Linked DNA regions of Homo sapiens: region 2 is linked to region 1. A link is a contact called in ENCODE Hi-C or POLR2A ChIA-PET data. All regions are on one chromosome and are shown on one strand. Each heading gives the region's core, a stretch centred on a gene start or an enhancer-like site at or near the end of the contact. The rest is flanking DNA. Distances are from core to core; before and after follow the strand shown.

Region 1 (3,342 bases), core at 379-2,878:
AGGCAGAGGTTGCAGTGAGCCAAGATCGTGCCACTGCACTCCAGCCTGGGCGACAGAGCAAGACTCCATCTCAAAAAAAAAAAAAAAAAAAACAGCACACCTGCTTCTCAGGTGCAGTTTGGATCACATGTTCTCTCAACGCTCTTGCCATTTTAATTTGGTGAAATGCTGTGTTCAACTAGATCTCAACTTTGCTGAAGCACTGGCCTGCCTGGGACCATGGCCTAATGTGGCCCATTGCAAAACACAATTTTGTTGATGTCTCATTTTAAAATTCATGCCAAAAATCATTTTATTTCAAATTGTTCATTGCTGGGTTTAATATAAAAATGTTGTTTTATTGTTCTTAACTCCCTAAATCTTTAAGCAAAATGGATGCTCGGGAAATTTGTTTCTCCTGAGGCTGCGTGTAACCCCGGCATCTTATTCCCCATGGGTTTGGAGGAATGCGTGGAGGAATGTGTGTGTGTATGTGTGGACAGCATCTTAAGAAATAAGGTGATCATTATAGAGTCATCTTCTTCAAATTTGTATAAGTTTTCTAGATAATGTGTAGTACAGCCTTCTGCTTAAGGATTATTGCAGTAACATAAGCCAGGCACAGTGGCTCACGCCTGTAATCCCAGCACTTTGGGAGGCCGAGGCAGGCGGATCATGAGGTCAGGAGATCGAGACCATCCTGGCTAACACGGTGAAACCCCGTCTCTACCAAAAATACAAAAAATTAGCCGGACGTGGTGGCAGGCGCCTGTAGTCCCAGCTACTCAGGAGGCTGAGGCAGGAGAATGGCATGAACCCAGGAGGCAGAGCTTGCAGTGAGCCGAGATCGTGCCATTGCACTCCAGCCTGGGCGACAGGGCAAGACTCCGTCTCAAAAAAAAAAAAAAAAGGATTATTGCAGTAACAGAAGAAGATGTGTTTCCGGAGCTTTGTATCCAGAAAATGCATGTGGGAAGATTATATGGAAAATGAAGATAATGAGTTTTAAAATAATACACAAAGTTACGGTACCAGAAAAGCAGTTAAATACCGTACAAAGTAATGAGAAACATGCTGAAAACAGTCTTGAGGAAGGCTAAAATTGTGGTTCCATACGTTGACTGACTGAATGAATATGGTTAAGGCAGTTGTTCTCAACCGGGGTTTTACTCTCCAGGCTCATGCAGAGTGGCCTCTTTGGGTCCTGTAATGGTCCTGTTCTTAACCACCACCGCTAGCTGGGGCCTGGGGTGGAAGAGTCTTATCCTAATCGGTCCCCAGACGGGGAGAGGGCAGTGCTTGTTTCCTAGCCACTCTGAAAGGCTGAAAGCTGTTAAGGAGGCTTAGTGTCATTTCAAGCAGTCTTCCTTGCCTCTGTGAGTAGTTTTTCCATATTTATGCTTAAAACAAACAGAGGAAGCTTTTCATTCCAATAATGAAATAAAAGGCTAAATTCAAGGTAACAAACGTTTTAGTGGGAAAGATTGTCAAGGATAACAAACCAACAAAGGGAAATATCTCTTATTAGCTCTTTTCTTCTTTTGATTAGAGAAAAAAGCCAAAGAACTACTTTTGGGGCTTTAAGTGGCTAGTGGACTACCCCAGAGGACACAAAGAAAGAGGGTTCTCAGTGTTTCTAGGGCACTTCCTGTTTTCTTTGAACTTGTGTGAGAATGTGAACTGTGGTGAGAGGCAGCTTTGAAATGTGACCAAAAAAAAAAAAAAAAAGACTGGTTTTAGTGTAGTTTATTTATTTTCTTTCAAAGCATTTGTGTTAATGAGTTGGATGGTAAGAGGTGATTAACATTCCAGATCAGTAGATTTCAGAAATGTCTTCCAACAGTGAAAATAACTTGTGTTAATCCTCCGAGCTTTCACCTTCACTTAGGCTGACTGAGGGGTGGGAAACAGCTTTGGAATCTTTACTGAGGACCAAGCAAATTTACAGTTTGAAAGTCAATCCTATTTAATTTTCCAACTTCTCCAGAATATTGTTTCCATTTAGCTTCTTGAGAGCATTTCTGGAGGGATTGCTATGTGCTAGGTACCGTGGGGGGTAACAGTTGTGAAGATGTGTGGCACAATTCCTGCATTCAAAGTGCATATGGTATAGCAGAGGAGAGAATCATAAAAATCTTACAGCAAAACGATAAGAAGCCTCATGAGGCCTATAGGAGCAGAAGGGAGCATTGGTTCTAGATGCTTGAGTATATAATTTTCCATAAATGGGGACAGTGCACAGGAGGAGCAGCACTTCAGGGATGAGAAAGCAGAAGCACAGGGTTTCTGTGATAATTCCTATAGGGAAGGGGGCTGGACCGTAGTATATATTGGTGCGGGTGGAGGGAGATGTGCTGGGAAACAGCCTGCGGGCATTGACAGCTGAGGTGAGGAATTGGACTACTTTCTATAGATGATAGCCAAGGAGAGTTTCTGAGTTGATGAGCCATCAGATCAGATCTGGCTTTTAGGGGTGAATCTGTCTGCACTGAGGCTATGGTGGGCGGAGAGGAGGATGAAGAGGTAGAGGTTCTAACAAAAGCATTGTGGGCACTTTCAGCATCGCACTCCAGACATCTTTGGCCTTGGATTAATAATTTATAAGTAATATATTCAATTTAAAAATTAATGTCAACTTTTGTGGTTACATTCCCCTTCTATCCTCTGAGTTTTCTTTTGTCATGCTGAAACCTATACTCCATTAGAATTATCCTTCTTAAATCTAGTCTCATCTTCCCAATTTAGCTTTTAAACTTTGGGTAACATTTACATTTTTTTGTCGTCTATTTTCTGCTCATTGGCTAAGGAGCCTTTTTCCTGCCCTGAGAATATAAGATTCATTGCAATTAAAGAGCCTAGTGGTTTAATGTGATTATTCTTTCTTGTTTTTCTGAGAAGTATCCTTGTGTTTTGTGGACCAGTCAATCCTGACTTTGATCTCTAGGGACAATACACTGTGAGTATTTATTTCAGGAAGGACACTGATCCTAGATATTCACTTAGAGGATGAATTTTCCTTATACCAAGGAAAATTGTAAGGTAGAATTTTTTTTTTTTTTTTTTTTTGAGACGGAGTTTCACTCTTGTTGCCCAGGCTGAAGTACAATGGCGCGATCTCGGCTCACTGCAACCTCCGGCTCCCAGGTTCAAGCGATTCTCCTGCCTCAGCCTCCCGAGTAGTTGGGATTACAAGCATGCACCACCATGCCCGGCTAATTTTTTGTATTTTTAGTAGAGATGGGGGTTTCTCCATATTGGTCAGGCTGGGCTCGAACTCCTAACCTCAGGTGATCTGCCAAGCCCAGTCTCCCAAAGTGCTGGGATTACAAGTGTGAGCCACAGCGCCCAGCCTGTATGATAGAA
Region 2 (3,349 bases), core at 416-2,915, 230 kb after region 1:
AAGAAATGCCTGCCCTTACCTACAGGGCATGGTTTCTAGACACAGTTCAATTCTCATTTTTCTCCTCTGTCTCTGGCTATTTCTTCTGCGCCTGCTTTCCAGGCTCTTCGCACACTGCCTGACTGCTGACACGAGAATTCCTAAGGGCTCAGCATTAGGCCCAGCTATCTTCTTGCTTCATACTCTCCTTGGGCAGTCTTACCCCAGGCCACCATGTTACTTACCCTTAGTGACTCCCAGGTGTATTTATTTCTCTGGTCCAAACCTCTCCATTGATTTCCAGATCCTTATTTCTGATCCATTAATCTACCTTTCCACTTGAATGTTTCATGTCTAAGACTAGATGTGTGATTTCTTGCCCTCAAAATCTGGTATGTTTTGAGTGTTTCCAAGTTCTGTGAAGGTACAACCTTCCATCCAGTTATCAAATCAGAAACCTAGAAGTCATCCTTGATCCTTCTTTCTTTCTTCCTCATCTCCCTCCCCATGCAACCTATTTCAGCCTTCTCCATTTTACCTACCAAGAGGTGTCTCCTGAGAGGCCCACTTCAGTCTACTTTAATTGCCTCCATTCTGTTCTGACCATCTCTTGTCCACACCACTGCCTAACTAACTAGTCTCCGCATGCCTAACTGGTCTCTGCATGCACTTGGGGCTCTCTCCAATCCATGTTCTACTCTGAGGCATGTGTTCAAAATGCAAATCTTACCAGGCCACTTAAAACCTTTCCAAGGTTTCTCACACCTTATAGTCTACACTGCCTTGCGGTGGCCCCACCTTTTGCTCCAGCTGCTTCACAACCACTCTTTAGCCCCACAGGCTTTTCTGTTCCTCAGGCGCATTCACCACAGGGCTTCACATCTGCTTGCCCTTCTTCCCCTTACCCTGTTATCTCTATGCAGCCTTCTTACTTCAGCTAACCATCTCTTCCTCAGACATGCCTTTTCCTTTTCTTTCAGTTCTTTATTATAAGATTGACGCACCCAAAATCTCTTCCCTTAGTTTTCAAGTTTATCTTTATTAAAGTGCTTTTTGATTAATTGCCATCTCCTCAGAAGAGCCTAAGTTTCATAAGAAAAGAGGGTGTGCCACATCTGATTTTGCTCGCTGTGCTGATTTTCCCCAGCATCAAGCATAGTGCCTGGCACATAGGGCATGTTAAAAAACATTGAATGGCCAGGCATGGTAGCTCATGCCTGAATCCCAGCACTTCGGGAGGCCAAGCGGGCAGATCACTTGAGGTCATGAGTTAAAGACCAGCCTGGCCAACATGGTGAAACCCAATTTCTACCAAAAAATACAAACAAATTAGCCAGAGTGGTTGTGTGCACCTGTAGTCCCAGCTACTTGGGAGGCTGAGGCACAAGAATCGCTTGAACCCGGGAGGTGGAGGTTACAGTGAGCCAAGGTCACACCAGTGCACTCCAGCCTGGGCGACAGAGTGAGACTCCATCTCAAAAATAAAAATAAAAATAAAATAAAAAACATTGAATGAATGAATGAATGAATGATTATGTCTCTAAGGCCCTGACAAGGGAATTACAACCATTAACAGAAAATGCAGGCCCAGGTGTGGCTGAAGAGTGCCCACAGCCTGGACAGCTCAGGTCCAGTCTCAGCCAGTTGCTATTCAGGGTTATTTCCACAGTGTGAAGTGAAGGGAATCTTAGGCCTCCCCCAACCTGGCCTGCTCCTACGGGTCTTGTGACATTGGTGAGAATGTTCTTGGAAAAATGATTCACACATCTTGTCTAAGAGCAAACAATAATTCGGGGGAATGTTCCAGTCTAAGTTGATATTTGAAAGAGGAAAATAGTTGCCATCGCCTCAAGGGTTCATTCCCACTAAAGACACAGTCAGTTTAGATGACTAGTCAGAAAAATTAATATCCCCGTCTTCAAGCAAACAGCTTTCTTCTGCTTTGTATTTGAGAAGCTGAAAAAAAAGTCATTTTTCTCAAAACAAAGTTTAAAAGTGAACTAATGGCTCTGAGAAACTTCCAGTTATTTTTATTTTTTTATTTTATTTTATTTTATTTTTTTTGAGACGGAGTCTCGCTGTCGCCCAGGTTGGAGTGCAGTGGCGTGATCTCGGCTCACTGCAGGCTCCGCCTCCTGGGTTCACGCCATTCTCCTGCCTCAGCCTTTTGAGTAACTGGGACTACAGGTGCCCGCCACCTCGCCTGGCTAATTTTTTGTATTTTTAGTAGAGATGGGGTTTCACCGTGTTAGCCAGGATGGTCTCGATCTCCTGACCTCGTGATCCGCCCACCTCGGCCTTCCAAAGTGCTGGGATTACAGGCGTGAGCCACCGCGCCCAGCCACTTCCAGTTATTTTTAAATAACATGTCTCCACTCTGAAGAAAAAAATCAAGTATTACCGGGTACCCTGTTTATAAGATAAAATAACTTATTTTCACTGAACATTGATATACAAAGTAATTAATAGTTTTATATATCAAAATTATACTTTTACATCTAAAACGTAGGTACTTAATCTTTCCTCCATTATTTTACTTATTTATAGACTTGTTCCAGGAATAATTTAACCCAAATTACAATACCATATAAAATATGGCAAACTAACATAAATTATAAACAAATTAAAAATTCAAAGGAGGAATAAGGGAAGGAACATAAAATGGATACAAGAATGAGGTCAATTTAAAAGTTGGCTTTTGTAAGGACCGATACACTACCCGACAGTCATCCTGCTTTTCTTCCTTCTACAAAACCCTGATTTTGTTCTAATATCAAGTGCCCTGTTCTCAGACTCAGAGGATGAACCATGATGATCTGAGTCATGGATCCCCTAGCTAGACAGCTCTTGTTAAAAGGAATATCTTTATTGTTTGCGACTTTTCGTGAGATCTCTTACTTGCAGCTGAGCAGTTCCTTACTAATGCACTGGTGTGTTTTTTAATTCAGCTCTAAGCAGTCAACTCCAAAAGAGACATTCAGTAAGAAACAATGTAGTGTCCATAAAACAAAAAACAGGCCCGCACCTCAGGAAAAGCACAATGTAAGTAAGATTAAGACCACATAAGCCCAAAGTCTGTAGGGATCCACTTATTTGTCCAGTGTATTTAAAATCCCCAGTGAAAACACCAATGATAAAGATACTATAATCCGCAATTCAAGCCTAATTGCCTTTCTCTTCTGACATAATTTATTATTCACCTTGAAGTTTCATTTCCTACATGGTCCTTAAGTTAAAACATTATTCTTTGAGCCAAATGCAAATGCATTTAATAAATGAATTTGAATGAATGCAGAAAGATTGTTCTTTGGAAACTAACCTTGGGATTGTGAATACAGTGCCCTAAGTCTGTGAGGTGGCAGATTAGCGG

The links. A loop is a pair of places that touch in the nucleus more often than their neighbours do. ChIA-PET counts read pairs that join two places held with the same protein, here RNA polymerase II (POLR2A). Pooled maps may share reads with other maps.
Region 2: a loop to region 1 is called in a map of naive thymus-derived CD4-positive, alpha-beta T cell, with 2.9 times the contacts of the local background. The contact joins two enhancer-like sites. A Hi-C loop is called at or near these places in 1 of 168 maps with a recorded cell type or tissue (naive thymus-derived CD4-positive, alpha-beta T cell), 1 of 37 single-sample maps with no recorded cell type and 5 of 50 pooled maps. POLR2A ChIA-PET finds 5 or more read pairs at or near these places in 1 of 52 experiments (WTC11).

What each region holds. Positions count from the first base shown.
Region 1 is chr3:150,634,048-150,637,389 of GRCh38, forward strand. No RefSeq gene overlaps it. Among named protein-coding and RNA genes, the nearest start is that of SELENOT, 32 kb to the left of the region's middle. RefSeq lists a silencer at 1,075-1,369. Within about 2 kb of position 1,629, at least 3 of the 41 ENCODE cell types and tissues checked have a DNase peak (open chromatin) inside an H3K27ac peak, as active enhancers do.
Region 2 is chr3:150,866,811-150,870,159 of GRCh38, forward strand. No RefSeq gene overlaps it. Among named protein-coding and RNA genes, the nearest start is that of MINDY4B, 37 kb to the right of the region's middle. Within about 2 kb of position 1,666, at least 2 of the 41 ENCODE cell types and tissues checked have a DNase peak (open chromatin) inside an H3K27ac peak, as active enhancers do.